Linked DNA regions of Homo sapiens: regions 1 and 2 are each linked to region 3. The links are chromatin loops, found by intact Hi-C in ENCODE. Cell type or tissue: heart left ventricle. All regions are shown on one strand.

What was found. Peaks named below come from ENCODE experiments on the same cell type or tissue, not always from the same donor. Only the 100,000 strongest peaks of a DNase experiment are listed, where the experiment ranks them.
Region 1: a loop joins it to region 3, with 2.3 times the contacts of the local background. A loop is called at or near these places in 4 of 110 quality-filtered maps.
Region 2: a loop joins it to region 3, with 3 times the contacts of the local background. A loop is called at or near these places in 60 of 110 quality-filtered maps.

Annotation. Positions count from the first base shown.
Region 1 is chr22:35,538,872-35,541,371 of GRCh38, reverse strand. It overlaps RASD2 (RASD family member 2), which reads right to left and starts at 541. Exons shown (of 3, transcript NM_014310.4): 1 at 1-541. RefSeq lists enhancers at 191-753, 754-1,316, 1,317-1,879 and a silencer at 850-1,069. In heart left ventricle, a CTCF peak has its summit at 2,386; DNase peaks (open chromatin) are centred at 571 and 941; H3K4me3 peaks cover 1,564 bases; H3K27ac peaks cover 1,142 bases.
Region 2 is chr22:35,841,636-35,844,135 of GRCh38, reverse strand. The region is part of intron 2 of RBFOX2 (RNA binding fox-1 homolog 2); the gene reads left to right. Among named protein-coding and RNA genes, the nearest start is that of APOL5, 130 kb to the right of the region's middle. In heart left ventricle, a CTCF peak has its summit at 988 (motif pointing right); no DNase peak of the experiment used is centred here.
Region 3 is chr22:35,622,107-35,624,606 of GRCh38, reverse strand. It overlaps a transcript of MB not described here. Among named protein-coding and RNA genes, the nearest start is that of MB, 6.0 kb to the right of the region's middle. RefSeq lists enhancers at 1,071-1,365, 2,024-2,500. In heart left ventricle, a CTCF peak has its summit at 1,131 (motif pointing right); DNase peaks (open chromatin) are centred at 1,149 and 2,286; H3K27ac peaks cover 1,295 bases.

The sequences.
Region 1 (2,500 bases), 83 kb after region 3:
GCGGGGATCCTCCCCTGCGCTGCTCGGGACGCCGGGCTGGGCGCGGCCGGGCAAGGAGGCGCAAGGGGCAGGTGCCCCATGGGTGGGCTCCGAGGGCTCGGCGGGGCCCGGGCAGGGGGCGGGCTCCGGCTCGCCGCCGCCGGCCCTGCCCTGCCCCGAGCCGGGGGCCTCCTGCTGAGCCAGGTGCCCGGAGGCTTGGGGACGTCCGATCCGGGGGTCCCCGCCTGGGGCTCTCGGGCTGGGGGCAGAGAGGTAGGGGCGACTCCAGTGATGAAGGAGCAGCTCCTAGAGACTTGGGGAGGGGGGGTCCTTTGGAGGTGACTGTGGGTGCGTGTCCCAGGTGGGCGAACCCTCCTGGTCGCCTATGCCACCTTCTCCGCCTGCCCCAAAGGGGGTCGCTCGGATGGGGGGTATCGGGCTGCCGGGCTCGGCCGCGGCCTCCTTCTCTGCCCGCGGCTCTGCAGCTCTCCCAGCGCCGGAGGGACGGCTTCTTTCTCCCCGCGCGGCGACGCCAGCAGCTGAAGGAGGAGCAGGGCGCTCTGCTCTGCGCGCGTGTGGGAGGGGGCCTTGAACGCCGCCCCAAGGTTTCGCAGCTCCAAGTTAGCATCAACCCGGCTCCTCCTCCTTCACCTCCTCCTGTCCCCAGATGAGGAGAACTTTGTGTGTGGCCCTGGGTTCTCCCTCCTTCCCCCTCTCGCAGGCAGATGCCCCACTGTCACCCGCAGGGCGAAGAGGTCGCTGATCCCTCCGAAAGGTGGCAGAACCCCAGGCTCCTGATGACGGTCCCAGCGGCACCCTCCCGCGCCCCTGCGAGCGTCGCCCACCTGCTCCTTCGGCCCCCCGCGAGCCGCGCCTCCCGCCGCCCAGCGCCAGCGTCTGCCCCCCAGAGCCCGCTCGCCCCGCCCCACCCCGGCGCCCCGCCTCGCCCCGGCGCCCGGCCAATGGGAGGCGGGTCCCGCGGCCCGGCCCCGCCCATCCCTTTCGCGGCCTCCGGGGCGCCGCGGTCTGCGGTTCCGCGTGTCCGGGCGCGTGGGGCCGGGGCCGCTGGGCGCGCGCACCTTGCCCAGAAGGCGGCCCGGGCCTCGGAGGCTGACGTCTGCGCACGCGCTCACACGCACGCCCGGCCTGGCCGCAGGTGACCCGCATGGGGTCCGGCCGCCTGCCCACTCGGCCGGGGTCTCCAGCGGCTTGCGCCCGGCCAGGTCGAGCGCGCCACGGTTCCAGCGCCCTCCTCCTTCGCGGAAGTCCCCGGGTGCCCTCCCAGGTGTCCAACCTGCCTGTCCCAGCCGCCGCCTCCCTCCCGAGCTCACGGTGCCCACGGGACCCTGCGGACTGGCACATGGGCCATGCACGTGTCGCCCAGAGGGGCGGGGAGTCACCTAGGCTTAGTAGCCAGAGGTCTTCGAGGCATGCGAGTCTCAGAGACCACGGCCGACGGGGACACACCAGGTGCCTTGAGCATTGCGTCTCCTGCCTGCATTCTCCCTCCCCACCTTTAAATGAGGGGCTTGACCTAGGCCAGACATCGGGCCTTCTCACTGGGCCATATCTCCACACCACTTATTACTTAATATATTTTTTAAAATATCAGATCCACTTTCCCCACCCCTTAAACACGTTTTTTTAGAGAATCATTATATCACTGCCTTAAATGGGAAATCAGTATCACTTGCCATAAATAGAAAGTAAGAGTTAAAATAAGCACAGTGAAAACAAAGCAAGGTTATTAAATTCCAGCTGGAAACCGTGGCCTGCCAAGGCTTGAGATGTGTGCCCTCAGTGAAAAAGGGAGATTGGCAAGGTTTGGAGAGGTGTTAAATACCCATTAGCACCTAACAGAGACTTTCTCCTTCACATATCAGGAGGCTTAAAAGAGAATGTTCTCGTTGTGTGATACAGCAAAGGGATGGGATGCTGTGTCTGTGTCCCTCAGTTCCAGATCCCTGGACCTCAGGGATGTCTGCCAGCCTCACCCCCAACCCAGATCTGGCCTCCCTACCTCATGAGAGGACGCAGGGGTCTGGGAGGGCACCTGAGGGGTCAGCTCCATTGGCTGAGAGACTGGCGTTCAAGTCCTGTCTCCGTAACTACCTAGATATCTGACCCTGGGCCGTCATGAAAAGTCTCTGGGTCCTGGTTGTGCCATCTCTAAAATGGGTATGATATTGATGGGTCCACAGAATGACAGAAGTACTAAAATGGCCTGGGACTTTGAATATGGAAAGTGACTTGCTTTGCTTGTCTCTGTAACATCTTGAGATTCTCCAGGAAAGTTAACCAGAGAGGATGGGGCAGGTGGGGGTGGAGGGTGCAGTACCTGTACTACCTGATTGTGTTTAATGCCCCAATTTAGGCCACAGAGGGGCTAAGGGGATGTGCCCAAAGTCACCTGGTGGCAAGTGGCAGGATTGCAGCCTGGTGCATTTTCCACATCCAGACTTTGCCTCTGGGAACTGGCTTCAGCCCGGGAGGGTTTGTGCTGGGCATGACACACACAGGC
Region 2 (2,500 bases), 220 kb before region 3:
AGTAGGGTCAGGAAAGGCTTTCTGGAGTAGGGGATTTCTGAAGTAAGCCTTGAAGGATGAATAACCCATATAGTCGGCCATATTCAAGGGAAAAAGAATAGAAACATGGTGTTCAGAAGAGATGTATGTGCTCAAAAATAGAAATGTGGGAGCCGTCAGGGTAAATTCTTGGTAACTGAAGTGATAGAATGAGTTGGAACACCTTGAGCAAGTGTGGTCAGCAATGTTAACTTCTTTGAGGTTTGGACCCTTTTGAGAATCTGATAAATACTACAGATCCTCTCTGCGTGGAAATGCATATAAGAAAAATTTCTACTGGGGTGCCTGTGTTAGGAACCATGCACTTTGGGTTAAGAACCTCTGGTGTGCAGTAAAAAGAGATCTGAGGATGACACCTTGCAAGTAACAACAACAATTGAGAGGATGGTAGAGGAGGAAGAAGAGTACGATGGAGAAGAGGGTGAACAGGGAAAGAGGAAAGTTAAGAAAGACTGGTATCATTTTAAGTTAAGAGTGAGAGTTTCCCAAAGGAGGGAATGCCAAATACCACAGACAAATCAAAGAAGACATAAAATGTCCATTAAATTTGGCCATGATTTGGAGGTCTTCAGTGACTTCAGTAAGGTAAATTTCAATTGAGTAGTATGGAGGAAAGGAAGCTGGGGTTCTGGAGATTGGATGAAACACTCAAAGAGTTGAGACTACAGGGAGAAGTACCTCTTTCCTTCATTTGTTTATTTAATAAATATTTCTTGAGTACTTACCACGTCCCAGACACTGTCCTGAAAGCTGGGGATTTGTCCATGGAGAAGGCAGGGCCTCCTTCATTAGCTGACATCTCATCGTGCCCACCCTGTTCCAAAGCTTCCCAGCCCCTGCCTGTCTCTCTCCTCCCAAACACACATACAGGAAATGTCCTAAAATGATTTTCTCCTTGGTACATTACCGGGCACATTCAGCCACCAGGGGACTCCAGTTTTGCTGGGTCAGACCCAGGCTGCTCAATTGCTCTTCTCTCTCTTGGACACCAGGGAGCAAATTGTCCTCTATAATACCAGGGACACACTTCAAAATATCATTGTGCCAGTCAGACCTCACTATGAGCCTGTCATTCAGTGAGTTTATAAAAATCATTGTAACATTTTTTTTAAGCTTGTACCAATTCTTTCCTGTAATAAATTTTTAAGCCTATTTGCACTGTAAAATATTGGTTCTAAATGTAGAAAAGTAGCATGAATTCCTGGCCTGAGGAAACCTTTATCCTAGTCTTGGACTTTTTGCATGTGGGGACCCCTCATTTGCCCTTTTCTTTAAAAACAAAATAAAACAAAACAAAAAAACTCCTTGGGGCCTTGTCTCTTTCCATGATGTATGGAGGCTGCAGTCACACCTAAGTGTCAAGGTAGCTGCTGCTTTTCTAAGGATGGGGGCGGGGGACATTGTGGGGGAGATGCTATCTTCTTAGTGCCCCAGGCTTTTTGTCAAGAATAGTGTAATAAACCAGAGGATTCAGAGAATGATACACAGTGATTCTGAGGTTTATTTCAATTATTAGAACTGAAAACACAGTTATCCCATTAGTATGATTCAAGATTTTTTCCAAAAATACACTGGGTTGCTCTTGCTTCCAGTGAAACTCACCTGCCCATTTTCTGCTTACTCACTTTGTCTTTAGAAAATTTGACTGCTTTTTATCTCCTTCTGATTGGCTTTTCAGTTGCAAATTCAGAGAGTACTATATATTCTGTGTTCCAGGTCACTTCTAAAAAGTGTTAAATAAGAACAGGCCTAGTACTTATCTATATTACTTTACTCAGCGTTTTTCCTAATATTTGAAGATCTCATTCTTTTTAAAATTATTACTATGGATTATGCCACAAGTATACAGATATCTGTAAAATGCACAGAATAGAGCCTGATATACTATGTTACATCAGTTTCTCCAGGTTCCACAGATGGTCCTGTATTTCCTGTGTTCCTTTCAGAATTGTTAAAATGATTATTAATTTAGGAGCGGGTGTAATGATGTTGTATTGGCAGTGTGCCAGCCAATGGTGTTATACAACACATTTTTTTAATTTTAAAATTTTAAAAATTGAATTCACAATAGAGATAGGGATTTGCCATGTTGCCTTGGCTGGTCTTGAGCTTCTGGGCCCAAGAAATCCACCAGCCTTAACCTCCCAAAGTGCTGGGATTACAGGTATGAGACACTGCGCCTGGCCAATACAGAACATTTTTAAAAGCCTGGTACTGCATGTTGCCAAACAGTCCTTATGGAGACAGCAAAAAACTATGTATTCTCAGTGTGATTTGTTATTTTGAATTTAGATTTCTGTAGATGTTTATTTTTTAAATGGAGAGCTCGTGTTGTTAGCCGTGGGCTTGTAAAAAATAAAAATAGATAAAAATTAAAAATGGGAAGCTTAATTTTGGAATTAATCTTTTTAACCTTTGGGTAGTCTTTTAGAAAGTATATCCTAAAAATACATAGCATAAC
Region 3 (2,500 bases):
GAGTCCCTTGAGAGCAAGGACCATGGATACCTTATATCACCGTGAGCAACTATTGAGCACTTACTGTTGTTAAAAAAGTTTAACCTCTAGCCGCCTCCTTACATATTTTAAGTTGGGCCTAAAAGTTTTTCTGTACATCATGAACTATAACAAGTGGAGGTATAGACAGACTATAGCCTACACTGTGCCAATCACCGCATTTTGGCCAATCAAATGCAGCCAACTGTTCGAACCATGTTCAGATAAACCAGATGCCAACCTGTAACCAATCCAGCTGTTTCTGTACCTCATTTCTGTTTTCTGTATGTCACTTTCCTTTTTCTGTCCATAAATCTTCCACTATTTAGCTGTGGAGTCTCCAGACCTACTCTGGCTCGGGAGGCTGCCCTGCTCGCAAATCATTCACTGCTCTGTTAAACTCCTTTACATTTAATTTGGCTGAAGTTTTTCTTTTATCACTATGTATCCACCACATTCAGTGCTCCCTTTTTCTTAATTTTATTTATTTATTTATTTATTTATTTATTTATTTATTTATTTAATTTATTTTTAGAGACAGGGTCTCACTCTGTCACCCAAGCTGGAGTGCAGTGGTGTGATCTCGGCTCGCTGCAACTTCTGCCTTCTGGGTTCAAGCGATTCTCCAGCCTCAGCCTCCTGAGTAGCTGAGACTACAGGAGTGCACCACCATGCCTGGCTAATTTTTGTATTTTTAGTAGAGACAGGGTTTCACCATGTTGGCCAGGCTGGCCTTGAACTCCTGACCTCAAGTGATCCTCCCTCCTCAGCCTCCCAAAGTGCTGGGATTACAGGCGTGAGCCACTGCGCCTGGCCAGTGCTCCCTTTTTCAGTCCTCATAGTGACATTTGAGGTAGGTTATTCTTTTCAAAATTTCCATTTTACAGATTTAAAAAAAAGCGCCCTTGGAAAGTTATGCCACTTTTCCTGGATCACAATATTAAAAGATCACAATTCATCTTCTAATAATTTGGCAAGCCATCCATGGTCTTCTAAGCAAGGCGCCATGAATATAACGAATATAGAGACAGAAAAAGACCCCTCCCCACTGGCTGGGTTGAGGGACTGGAGAGCCCAGATGGAAGGGCAGAGGTGCAGGCTTTTTTCCTTGTTGCCACTAGATGGCAGTAGGGCACCCGTTGTCAGCCCTGGGGCAAGGTCACCGACTGTCTTTGCCTTTGCCTCCAGCAAGCCAAAACCCTGGGCAGACTCAATCCAAAAATAAACAATCAAAGAGCATGTTGGCCTGGTCCTTTGCTAGGTACTGTAGAGCAGGTGAGAGAGTGAGGGGGAAGGACTCCAAATTAGACCAGTTCTTAGCCATGAAGCAGAGACTCTGAAGCCAGACTACCTGGGTCCCAATCTTGGGCTTGGTATTTCCTCGCTGTGTGACTCTGGGTAAGTTACTTAACTTCTCTGTGCCTCAGTTCTCTCAAGTGTAAAGTGACGCTTGTAAAAGTGTCTCCTGCAAAAGAAAGGGCTGCTGGGAGGAGGGGTGTCCCTGGTGTGCACTAAGTACAATATGAGTTTGTGGCTTTTATATTCCTGCCTCTGAGGCACTCACAGGGTAGAAATGGGGAGAAGCCAGTCCAGACAGGTGCACCCCAAAGCAAGAGAGATGAGAAGGCTGCACCCATGCTGGAGCCAGAGTGGGGAAGAGGGCACATCTGCTGGGAATGGGTAGAGCGGGGTGGGAGGAGTCCTGGCAGGGGAGCCGTTCCTATGCAATGGGCCTTGAAGGAAGGGGAGGATGGGTGGATGTGGGGTTAGGTGACTGTGGAGGCGGGGCTGGTCTCTGTCCAGGTGACAGGTGGATGGTGGAGCTGGAGGAGCCACTCGGAGCCTCCAAGGCTGGGGAGGGTGGAGGGGGGAGGCAGGTCGGTGTCCCAGGCCACACCTGTTGACTAAGGGATTAGGATGTTGTGTCCCTGCCAGCCCTCCTCCAATAAGCCCCTCTGGGCCTGCAGGGAGAGGAGGAGCCTTGCCATGTAAACTGTATTTTTAGTTCCCTGTGCCTCTCCCCGGCTGCTATAAGACACCTCTCCCCACCCCCAGCCCTGGCCGCTTGGCTGGAGGCTCTGCGAGGACAGCTGGGGAGAAGGGGAGCTGTGGTCAGTATGATGGATGCTGAGGGGCTGGAGAGGAGCAGCCCTGGTGGGTGGGTTCCTGGGAGTCTGGAGCAAGCTTGGGGGTTCTGCTGCCCCATCAAGGGCCTTGAGCAGGTCCTGCAACTCCCAGGCCTCAGCCCTGCTCTGAGCCCTGGCCTGGCGCTGGTCCAGGAGGGTAGACTCTGCCAGGGAGGCACAAGCTAAGCTGGGGGTGGGGTGGGAGGGCCTGCTGGCAGGAGGGAGGCACTGCCCAGACTGGCCTCCAAAGGCTGGTTCCCAGAAGGAGGAGGAAGAGAGTAGTGAAGATCGTGGGGAGTCCTGGCTTTGAGGAGCCAGAGTTCTCCTTCTTGCCACATCTTTGATCTCCCTTGGTG